2 separate regions of the Homo sapiens genome follow, and region 2 is linked to region 1. A link is a contact called in ENCODE Hi-C or POLR2A ChIA-PET data. All regions are on one chromosome and are shown on one strand. Each heading gives the region's core, a stretch centred on a gene start or an enhancer-like site at or near the end of the contact. The rest is flanking DNA. Distances are from core to core; before and after follow the strand shown. Region 1 has its middle 440 kb from the start of JARID2-DT. Region 2 overlaps LOC105374945 (a long non-coding RNA gene).

Region 1 (5,336 bases), core at 1,246-3,745:
AATCAGAAATGGACTTTTTAAAATGCTAACATCTGTTCTAAAATGAAAAGAAGAACCTAGAGTGACACGGAGAGAAGGGCTGACAGAATGTGATACGCAAAGACTAAGAAAATGATGCCTGGGCAGAAACCTACCTCTGCTAAAAAGAAGGGATTTCAGAAAACATGAGAAAACTGGCAAAGCCACAGCATGAAGCGACAGAGAAATGTGTAGGGATGCTCTGAAGCCAGAGGGGATCTCCAAGGACATGAACCCAGGAAAGAAAAAGAATAATTCATTGAATTCCTCTAGGAGCAGGACAACGGAGCAGTCTTAGCCTAACAGAGACTGGACGGTGCATAGGGATTATTTTCAGCCACAGATGAGGGAGGGGACTTGCAGAACTTCAAGGAAATCTATGAAGGGAAACTGGAGAGTGATACAAAAGCCTGAGTTAAACTGCATAAAGAATAGTTTGCAATTCTACATACCTATCATTTGCCAGATAGTTGCAGAGTTGGCCCCAGTAGATTTCCATATGTTGTGCTAAAATCGCACTGGAGGCTGACTGAGCATTTGTGGCTTTTCAGAGATGCCAGTTTTGGTGAGGGGGTTGGGGGTTGCTGGGGGCAGTCACCTGCATCGTGCAAGGATAGAAATAAATGATATCATCCCTAGGGCACAGAAAGCAGAGCTGTGGGGGCCTCTGGGTCGTGTCCCTCCCCGCTGCCACTCCTGCACACCTGTGCTAGCAAACACTCCAGATTCTGGTCTCTGGGCCCACCCGGAGCCTGTGCTGTTCCTCGACTTGTAAATTTTAAAACCTTTTCTTTCTTTTTTTTTTGATATAGAGTCTCGCTCTGTCATCCAGGCTGGAGTGCAGTGGCACAATCTTGGCTCACTGCAACCTCCACCTCCCCGGTTCAAGTGATTCTCCTGCCTCAGCCTCCCGAGTAGCTGGAACTACAGGCATGTACCACCATGCCCAGTTAATTTTTTTTTTTTTTTTTGTATTTTCAGTGGAGGCAGGGTTTCACCGTGTTAGCCATCTCCTGCCCTCATGATCTGCCCACCTTGACCTCCCAAAGTGCTGGGATTACAGGCATGAGCCACCGCTCCCGGCCCTAAAACATTTTCTTTTGCAGAGTGAAAGACCAAGTAATCTGGAGTCCACCAGCCCTCCCCTCACTTGTGTACAGCAGTTTGGTCACTGCAGAAACATCCACCCTGGCTGGTGGGTAAATACCCCATAAGACAGAAAAATGACTTCCTCCAAGGGACTCCTGATAATTAGACAAGACAGTGGAGAAATTCCTTCCCTGAGCCCCTGATTTCAAGGCCATGGCTACATCCATGATAAGGTATGTTTCTGCTTTGCTTTCTCCAGAGAATCAGGGAGAAATCCCACTCCATCCCACCACTACAGCCCCCGGCTCGTGAGCAGAGCTCACGAGGTGGTGGTACCTTCTCCATCCCCACGCCTGGGGCACAGGGAAGAGCAAGGAAATTCTCAGAACAATGCAGCATAAGACATGATTTCTCCATGGGTCCCAACCTTCCCTTTCATGGGTCTCCAGTCCTGCCTCCCATTCTGCACTCTGCACCCCCATCTTTGCAGAGCCATCCCTAAGTCACACGCACCGTGGAAGAGAGGAGACAGGGTAACAGCACTGTGCCTGCCACCTGACCACAAGCCCAGGCAAAACTGTGGTTTGACCCACATGGGGCGGGCAGATGGCTCTGTTAATGCCTGTGCTTCCCTCGGACCGCTCCAAGCCCTAAGGCATGAGGGAGGATCTGTCAGCACAGGCAGCTCATCCACCCGGCTCTCACCACCCAGTTTCAGCAGGACTGAAAGACCGCGGTGCACTTTTGCTTCCCTGGACACTCAAAAAGCTCAGTGATGTTTATTTTCCTTTGCTCAGTCTCCTCTTTTCACCACCAGGACAGTGTGAAGTCAAAAATCTGTGCTCAGCACAAGACACAGCAGAGAAAGAGGAAGAAACTGGCACAAAATATTTTCTCCAGCGTGCTGCCTGGGGAGCCTGGCTTTGACTTCGACATGTGCTGGAGGTGTGGTGTCCAAAGTAAACCTTTTGAACTGTTTTTTTGGAACCTCCAAAAAGACCTCGCACATCAAAGGGGATCTGATCCCCCATGAGGTGCATAGCAGGCATCGTTAAGCATTTTGCATGAATCAAACACCTTCTGAAAAAGAAAGGAAGCCCAAACTCATAGCACATGGCCAGCCCGTGTCCCCGACCACAGGCAGCCTCGAGCACATGCTCACCACATGGCTTCGCCTGGTTGGGTGGAATCAAACCCTGCAGAGGCACAGGGGCTTCTCCATCACAGGAGCCGCTCTCTGTGCACTCCCAGGCTGGGATACAATGGGGCTGCTTGTTGGAGCAGCCTCACGACCCCGGCCTAGGCCCGCCTCAGGGGAGCCCAGGCAAACTCTGACTCCAGTCACAAGGGGAGCCCTGCTGGGCCGCCCCACCCCAAACGCCGAGGCAGGATGCAATCTGGGGCTGAATACAGAGTCCAGTGTGAGTCCTTGGCACGGCGCCCAGAAAGCCACGCAGCAGCGATGGGCTTGGTGGAGAATTCCAGGCTCTGAAAGAAAGCAGAGCAGGGAACAGAGCCGGAGCCTTGAGCCTCTTCTGTCATCTTCCCTCCTGGAATTCATTCGGCTTACCACAGGCAGCTGCAGCCATGGGCAGAGCATGAGCTCAAACTTCAGAGGCCATGGTTGCCCAGACAGTCCCAGAAACTGATGACACGTGCTTCTCTTGACCTGCCTGAGGAGGAAGGAGCTTTCAGGCCCTTTCCCAACAGCTATGCTACCTGCACAGTGGCAGCCATCCTTTGAGGGCAGAAGGAAGGGATTTAGAAATCACTTGTGCCCTCTCAATAACCTTCAAAGTGCCCGGGAGACACCAAACCTCAGATTTCACTGGAGGTACATACAGCAGTTTTTAAAACAAGATTCTGGGCCGGGCGCGGTGGCTCACACCTGTAATCCCAGCACTTTAGGAGGCCAAGGTGGATGGATCATGAGGTCAGGAGATTGAGACCATCCTGGCCAACATGGTGAAACCCCATCTCTACTGAAATACAAAAAATTAGCCAGGCATGGTGGCGTGCACCTGTAGTCCCAGCTATTTGGGAGGCTGAGGCAGGGGAACTGCTTGAACCCAGGAGGCGGAGGTTGCAGTGAGCCAAGATCAAGCCACTATACTCCAGCCTGGGCGACAGAGTGAGACTCTAAAATTAAAATTTAACATTAAAATTTAAAAAAAAGGTGCTATCATTCCTGACAATTGCCTCTTTAAAAGTCGTCTTCTCTGGTTAGCAAAGTTCTAGGTTCAGGAAAAGAAAAGTGTTTAAAACCACTAATGCAACCTGATTGGTAAGAGTTTTAATTAGCAGTTCCAAAACTGTGCACATTCTGAGCTTTTAATTAATATGCACAATTTCCGTTGCATTTTACTTCAATAAGAGCTATATAAAACCAGTGAGTGGGTGACATTGACATTCCATTCAAAAAAGAACTAGAAGAAGAAGGGGGCAGGAGAGTTGAATTTGGAGGAACAGAGAAGGCAAATGAGTCTCATAATTCTCTAAATTATGCCTTTATAAATAAACATTGTCACCTACACCTCTCATTGGAAGCCCTTCAGCTCATGCCCAATCAACCCCTGGAATCATTTTAACACACTGACACCCTGAACTGTGGGCCCAGACGCTGGGGATGCCAGCCAGATAATCCTCCCCTCATTCCACAAATACGGACTGAGGATGCTACATGCCAGGTACAGGCAGGTACCAAAGATGCCAAGGTGAGAGAGTTGGTCCCCACCCTCCAAGGAGCTCATAGTTTTATAGATGATCACATAAGGAGAAAAACAAAAGCTCTATGTCTAGACCACAGACACCTCAGGGGCAGAAACACTGTCTCATTTATTCTTGTACTGCCGTCATCTAGCCAGGGTCTAAGCAGAGTAGGCAATTATTAAATGTCTGTTGAATGAATACAGGGTGAAAAATGTGTGCCTCCACACATACAGTGGTGCAGCAAAGCAGGGCAGGATCAACCCTGCTTGGTGGGGTAGACCCAGATGACAGTTTCCTGGCATGCTCAAGCAAGGCCACACCAGTAGTTATCCATGGCATCTGTTCTAACTGCTCAGAACCCAATCAGACAGGTTGTTAAATATTTTTATTATCATCTACCTGGAGAAAGGTGAGATCCCAGAGCTGGATCTTAAAGACAAAATGAGAGCCTCTTAAAGTTGGGAAGGACATTCTGAACACAAGGACCAGTGCAGACAACATCAAGGAGACCTGAGCTTTGCCACACAAGTTGGGGATTGGGAAGAGGGAGGTGGGATCCTGCAGAGCCTCATCTCCTGTGCAGGGTTGCTTAGACTTTATCCTGAAGGCCATGAGGGGTCAGCACAAGGCTTTCATCAGGAAGAGCCTTGAACACTCTGATGGAAAAAGAGACAGGTCTGGGAAAAGAAACAGTTGGAGGCTTTAGAAATGGGCAAGTAAAAAAATGTCAGAGTCAGAGGTAAGACATGGGCAGAAGGGATGCATAAATACAGGGATAATTGGGAGGCAGGCTCTCTTTACACAAGATTCAGGAATGTATTGGAAGCGGAGGATAAGAGAAGAGAGCTTGGGCAATGGGGGAGGCTGGGTTCCACTAACATGATAGGAAGCTAACCTGGGTAATGGGGCAAGGGAAGTGATGAGCACTACATGGCAGGTGTTGCTTTTGCCGGGACAGATGGAGCCCCCCCGGGGTAGGCCCTAGGGTTCTCGAGCTCAGGCAGATCTGTCTGGGATTTGCATGGGGTGTCTTCCACAATCTCATGAAAACACACATCACACACACACACACACACACACACCCCTTCCAGAGATTTCAGAATGTGGCATTCCCCTGATAAGAACACTTCCATGTTTGATGAAAACCTGATGCTAGTTCAGAAGACGCCACGGAAAACAGTGTACAATTAGAAGGCAGTGATGACACCGATGAGTTAGAGTTCTGATAAAGCTGACTCCAGGAAGACAGCCAAATAGGGAGAAACGCTCAAGCTTCATTTTTCATATATGTTCTGAAGAGTTCAGAAAGAAGCCCTGGTGCTCTCAATAACCTCAAGGAACCTTTTCCCCCTTTAAAGAGGAAAAGAAATTTTAAAAGAAACCTCCTTAGAACGTCCATCAAAGCCTTAGCCTGTGCTCGTTGCTCAGTCTAAAACACCCGCAGGCTTCCAAAACAGTGGTGGTCCCACCAGACATCTACCTGTTGAATTCTAAACAAGAAATCCTGAACGATCGATAGA
Region 2 (5,336 bases), core at 2,066-4,565, 78 kb after region 1:
AAAAAAAAAAAAATTTTTACATCTGTGATAGTCTGCCAAAAGCACCTGATTTTCAAGTTCTATATCCCCTGAACAAGTTGCAAACTACTGATATTGTATATGTGAAAATAACTTGTGCCCTGCCAAGCACATGGTGGGTGTAGAACAATGGCCTGTGTATTCTGAATAATACCATCTGATTCAATGTGGGGGAGGGAAAAAAGAGAATGAAATGTGTCTTGGGGAAGAGGGGCCACTCGCCAAGAAAAGGTGTGATCATGGCCCCCTTAGAACTGAGATCAGAAGATTTATCAGAGTATAGAAAGATTGCCAGATGAAAAACAAGATGCCCAGTTAAATTTGAATTTCAGAGAAATAATCACATTTTAAAATACAAGTATATATTATATGATATTTGGGACATACTTATACTAAAAAACATTCATGGTTTATCTGGTCAAATCTAACTGAGTATCCTATATTTTCATTTGCTAAATCTGGCAACCCTAATTACAGGGCCCTTCTAAACTATCAGCTTAAACCATTGGTAACATGGATACTGCACCCGACAGCGCCGGATTTGAAAGGGTGCCCTAAAGTAGACACCAAGGTGGGTAGGTCGAATAATGTAGCACATCATGTCAACATTGCTGCTGGCCTCCAGGCCTGCATCGCTTTTCTCTGCCGCAAGCTGGAGCTGGCACTGTTTTGGTAGCAATGGTTGCTGTGCCCTGGGCAGCAGGCAGCAAGGCATCCTGCAGGACCAGGGAGCCCTTGGCTGGGAACATTCTGTTTCCTTCACAGGTTCCTCTTCAGCCTCCAGTCCAAGGCCCAGTCTTGGGCCCCCGCTCTCCTTTCTTCACGCTTTCTCTAAAAGAACATTTTTCCAGGCTCACACTTTCTTTCAATCATCACCTCTAAGCGGATTTAGTCTCCAGGGGCTCAGGCAGCAGCCCCACTGTTGAGCTGCACTTGGGTTCCTCATCATGTTCTTAAACTCAAACAGGCAAAACAAAACTCACAACCCTCCCTCCAGACCAGCAGCCCCTCCTCGTGTCTTTGGGTAGCCCTGGTCTCTATTAGTCCAACCCCTGGTGGCATCTTTGACATCACTTTCTTTCCCTTCCCATAACAAATCAGTCTCCATAGTCTCAGCAGTTTTTGTTGTTATTGTTTATTTTATTTTCATGATATTGGCGCTCAATTACAATGCCCCCAAATCCAGGCTTTCTGTCTCCAAGTCTGTCTTGTTATTGTCATTCCCCTGCTGAAAAGTTTCCATGGCTTCCAGCTTCCTGCAAGGTTAAACAGAAACTTTTTTTCCTGTCTTTCATGGCCCTCCATAATAAAGGCCTGCTCTGCCCAGAAACTTCGGTTCCTACTATTTCCCAACACATTTCCTCTTTCACAGCAAGGCTCCCGACCTCTGTCTCAGGAATCCATCAATCCCATTTCCATCTCCACTGCCCCTTTCCCCATGGAGAATGTTCTTGCCTCCAGCTGTCTAAATCCTGCCCATCCTTTAGAGACAAGGGCAATTTCCTTTTATATTGTGGAGATTTCCTTGTCTAATCCAGCCTGCTGGGATCTCTTTCTACAGCCTTTACCTTACAACAAAGGACTGTAAGGATACAATCATGAAATTTTCTTTGATTAAAAGGATGGAGGAGGCTGCTCCCTTCACCAAGATCCTGACTTTTCTCTCTTTGCACAATATTTTTGGTATCCTTTTGGGGTGGAGCAACTGAGTCAGGAGAAAGATTTTCCAGCTCCACAGGCAGAGTCCCCTCTAGACACAGACTTCCAGTATCTCCCAGCATCTGGTCTCCAAATCGGTGACACACATACTAAGCAAACGGCTTTGAGGAGCTCACTTTTCCCTCCAAAATGAAAACAATGAGAAAAATCTAAATTGTATTGCATTATGATAAAAATGTTCCCCAGTGTTAATTTAATGCATAGGCAGTGCTTATGGTTCTTCTTGACCTTAGTGAAACTTTTTTTTTTTTAAGGCTACTATTGTAGTAGATCTTTGGCACTGGTCAATGCTATGAGTCAACCCTTTGAGGAAGTTGTGGATCTTGGTTTGTGATTTATCCAGTGCTGCCTAGTTAATATCCTGACTTCTCCCAGCTCCCAGCTCTGCTCGTCCAGCGGTTTCCATCAGTTCAGAAACATGAGGCCCCAGGGCAGGACCGCATTCTCTAGTGAATCCATTTCAGATACTATCATTAAAGCCCATCGTGAATAAAGCTATGGTGGGCCTAAATCCAATCTTTGTTTCTGAAATTTGGTAAGGACCATCTTCTTCATAAGAGTTCTAATGCTTTCAAATTTCATAACTATCCAGATGGAACAAATAAAGACATTGATTCTAAATGGCCATTTCCCCTAGATATTGATGGGCTGGGAATAACAAGAATGATTCATGGAATCACATGAAATCAAATTCCATTTGGAAACTGGGTAAGGTAAAAACCGTATATATAAAAAATATATAAGAGGCCAATCACCAGCAATGTAATTTTAATCATATCCTGGGACCTTGCTCTAATTAGCAAGATCATTTCTGTACAACGCAAACTCAGAACAGACCCTTTCCAAGGATGGTCATTGATTGAAGCAACTCTGGGTACAGGGTGGAAGGGAGCAAAGACCAGAGGAAGGAAAGCCAATTAGAAAACTATGGCCAACAGTTCAGGCAAGGTCATGAGGACCTGAAATAAAATGGTGAGAGCAGGAAGAAAAGGACACCCTTAAGAAGCATTAAGTCTGAGTGTGTCTAATGAACTGACCAGTGGCCGGCAGAAGCCATTTGTTTAAGGAGGTGATGCTTGGCAGAAGGAAGTAAGAGAAAGAGAGGAATGCACTTACTCAATGGGGGTGATGTCTGCAAGAAGGTGCTTATTGTGTTTGTACCAGATGTTGGACCCTGACCTGGCCCCATGGATTTATGTCCAAGTTCTGCTGAAACTTGGCTGAAAGAGGAGCTGTGAGACACAGGAGCCCAGACATGCTGCTTTGTGCCCAGTGATGAAATGTAACCCAAAAGAGAGGCGAGCCATGTTCTCCCCTCTCTTGCCCAGGACCGAGGGTGGCTCAGCTCAGGGATGTGGGTGAGGACCAAGGCATTGAGTGGGCCTGGGGAGCAGGAGCTGTCAGGCTTTTGGCAGAAGCCCAAGGGTCATCCCAGGGAACACAAGCAGCAGAGGAACCCAGCAGTGGACCTGGGGGCCAGGGACAGCATAAAGGCACGAGCCAAAGAAAAGAAGCGAGACCCCAGGGACTCACAGCGATAAATGGCTGAGGTTCTGAGTGATGGGGGAGGGGCCGGAACAATGAAATGTGAGTTCTGACAGTGCATTTGACCTCATCTGTACCCACAAGCTGGCATGCCTGGAAGCATTCGTGTTGCAAATAGACACACACCCGTACTTATCACATTACATTACAATCCACAGTTTACATAACTTTCTTCCTCGATACTCTCTGAGCCTCACAAGCATTAAAGACACAGATCATTCATCCTTGTGTCTCAGAATAGAGCACAGGACAGGTAGTAGGTGCTCAGTCAGTGGTGGCCTGTAAATGGATGAAATACCAAGAGGAATCTCATCACCCAGTCCCCCAATACTAAAACAGTGTTACTACGAAACTCCAACATTAGAAACAAAAATCAACAGCATGCTTCCTGTGGAAACCAGGATTCCCAGAATAACACTATGGCCCAGAAGACCCTGGTCTCTTCAGGTACTGCTGGCAAGTTGCTCTATTTCTCCACTCCTGGCAAAACAGAGATGCCTTTGAACTTAATAAAATAGACTTTCGGCCAAAAATAGCAAGCAAAATCAGAGAAGCCAAAAAATTAAAAATAAAACATTATTTTCCTTTCTGTGTGCAGGGGACGGCAGAAGGGGCAGGGAAGCATGTTAATTAGCTATTCTGGTGACCACGTATTTAAGTAACAGCCACACTTAACATATGCGTCCAACCAGCTTCAATTCCATGATCTGAGAGGTGGTGCTCTCCAGAACCGCTTGGGCCAGGAAAAGGTGACTAGAGATTTGATTAAAATGCAGGCCCATGCCGGGCGCGGTGGCTCATGCCTGTAATACCAGCACTTTGGGAGGCCGAGGCAGGTGGATCACTTGGGGTCAGGAGTTTGACACCAGCCTGGCCAACATGTTGAAACCCTGTCTCTACTAAAAATACAAAAATTAGCAGGGCGTGGTGATGGGCACCTGTAATCCCAGCTACTCGGGAGGCTCAGGCAGGAGAACTGCTTGAACCCGGGGGGCGAAGGTTGCAGTGAGCCAAAATAGTGCCACTGCACTCCAGCCAGGCAACAGAGCAAAACTCCATCTCAAAGAAACTAAAATAAAATAAAACGCGGGTCCTAGAGGAAGAGGAAGGAGCTCCGATGGAAGTGCTGCTACAGAAAAGTCACATGGAAGCCCACAGAGCCACCAATTAGATCTGCTGCCCAAACTCCACAAAAGCAAAGTTTGAAGAGACAGTGAGGAGGAAATAGCCCAAAGAGGCCACTCCTTCCTGCAGAGGTCAACCAGCTGCTCTGAATTAAGAACTCTCAAGTCACTGACACAACGCAATATGACACCTTTCCAGCTGATGGAGTGCAGAGCAATTTTAGTGTGGATGCAGAGGCTTCTCCCTGGTGGGGTTGCCCGGCAGGGGTCACAACCCAGAATAATCCCATTAAGTTCCAGCTGCTGCACCCCATCCCCTGTAATTTACGGTCATGTCAGGGCCTTACCCTTACCAGTGCAACCAAATTTAAACCCACTCTTGGTGATGATTCTGCGATTCTGTGTGAGCGCAGCCTGGGGGTAGGAGGAAGGAGGGAGCAGCGGCTTAAAGAGATGCTTTCATTTATGATCCAAGATCTGAGTTGTCCTTCCCCCTACCCTTTTTCTTCTGCCAGAGACACTGATTTTTTTAACTGCTCTGAAAGAGGTCCACACTTTAGAGCTCCATCGTCTTTGGCTCCTCCCACTATTGATGAGAAAGAACAGAATTGACTCCCAGACCCAGGCAGGCAACTTTTCCAGCATTGCGGCCTCAGCCGGCTACCAGGATCGGAGGGAGCTCTTTGTAGGCTCTGGAGAGAATTGTTTTCAAAGCCAAACATAAGGAATATCAATTATAATGTTTAAAAGAATTTCAAAACAAGTGTTTGGCATTCCAGCTTACTTTTCTAGTCTCCACACTTGAGGAAAAAAAAAAATCTTGTATTTCCAAACACTAAATTATGTGGCTTTTGACTTTGAAAATGGCCTGGTGATATTATTTCTTAGGATCTATGTGGTACAGCAAATGGTGTATCTGCCCATCACAAC

Evidence for each region. Hi-C counts contacts between places; a loop is a spot of excess contacts on that map. ChIA-PET counts read pairs that join two places held with the same protein, here RNA polymerase II (POLR2A). Pooled maps may share reads with other maps.
Region 2: a map of heart right ventricle shows a loop between it and region 1 (7-fold over the local background). The contact joins two enhancer-like sites. A Hi-C loop is called at or near these places in 2 of 168 maps with a recorded cell type or tissue (astrocyte of the cerebellum and heart right ventricle) and 1 of 50 pooled maps. POLR2A ChIA-PET finds 5 or more read pairs at or near these places in 1 of 52 experiments (activated CD4-positive, alpha-beta T cell).

Annotation. Positions count from the first base shown.
Region 1 is chr6:14,802,361-14,807,696 of GRCh38, forward strand. No RefSeq gene overlaps it. Among named protein-coding and RNA genes, the nearest start is that of JARID2-DT, 440 kb to the right of the region's middle. RefSeq lists an enhancer at 2,024-2,859 and a silencer at 2,378-2,672. Within about 2 kb of position 2,496, at least 10 of the 41 ENCODE cell types and tissues checked have a DNase peak (open chromatin) inside an H3K27ac peak, as active enhancers do; they include heart right ventricle, where a contact is called at or near this core.
Region 2 is chr6:14,879,528-14,884,863 of GRCh38, forward strand. The region is part of intron 2 of LOC105374945 (a long non-coding RNA gene); the gene reads right to left. Among named protein-coding and RNA genes, the nearest start is that of JARID2-DT, 360 kb to the right of the region's middle. RefSeq lists enhancers at 218-728, 729-1,238, 3,694-4,405. Within about 2 kb of position 3,316, at least 6 of the 41 ENCODE cell types and tissues checked have a DNase peak (open chromatin) inside an H3K27ac peak, as active enhancers do; they include heart right ventricle, where a contact is called at or near this core.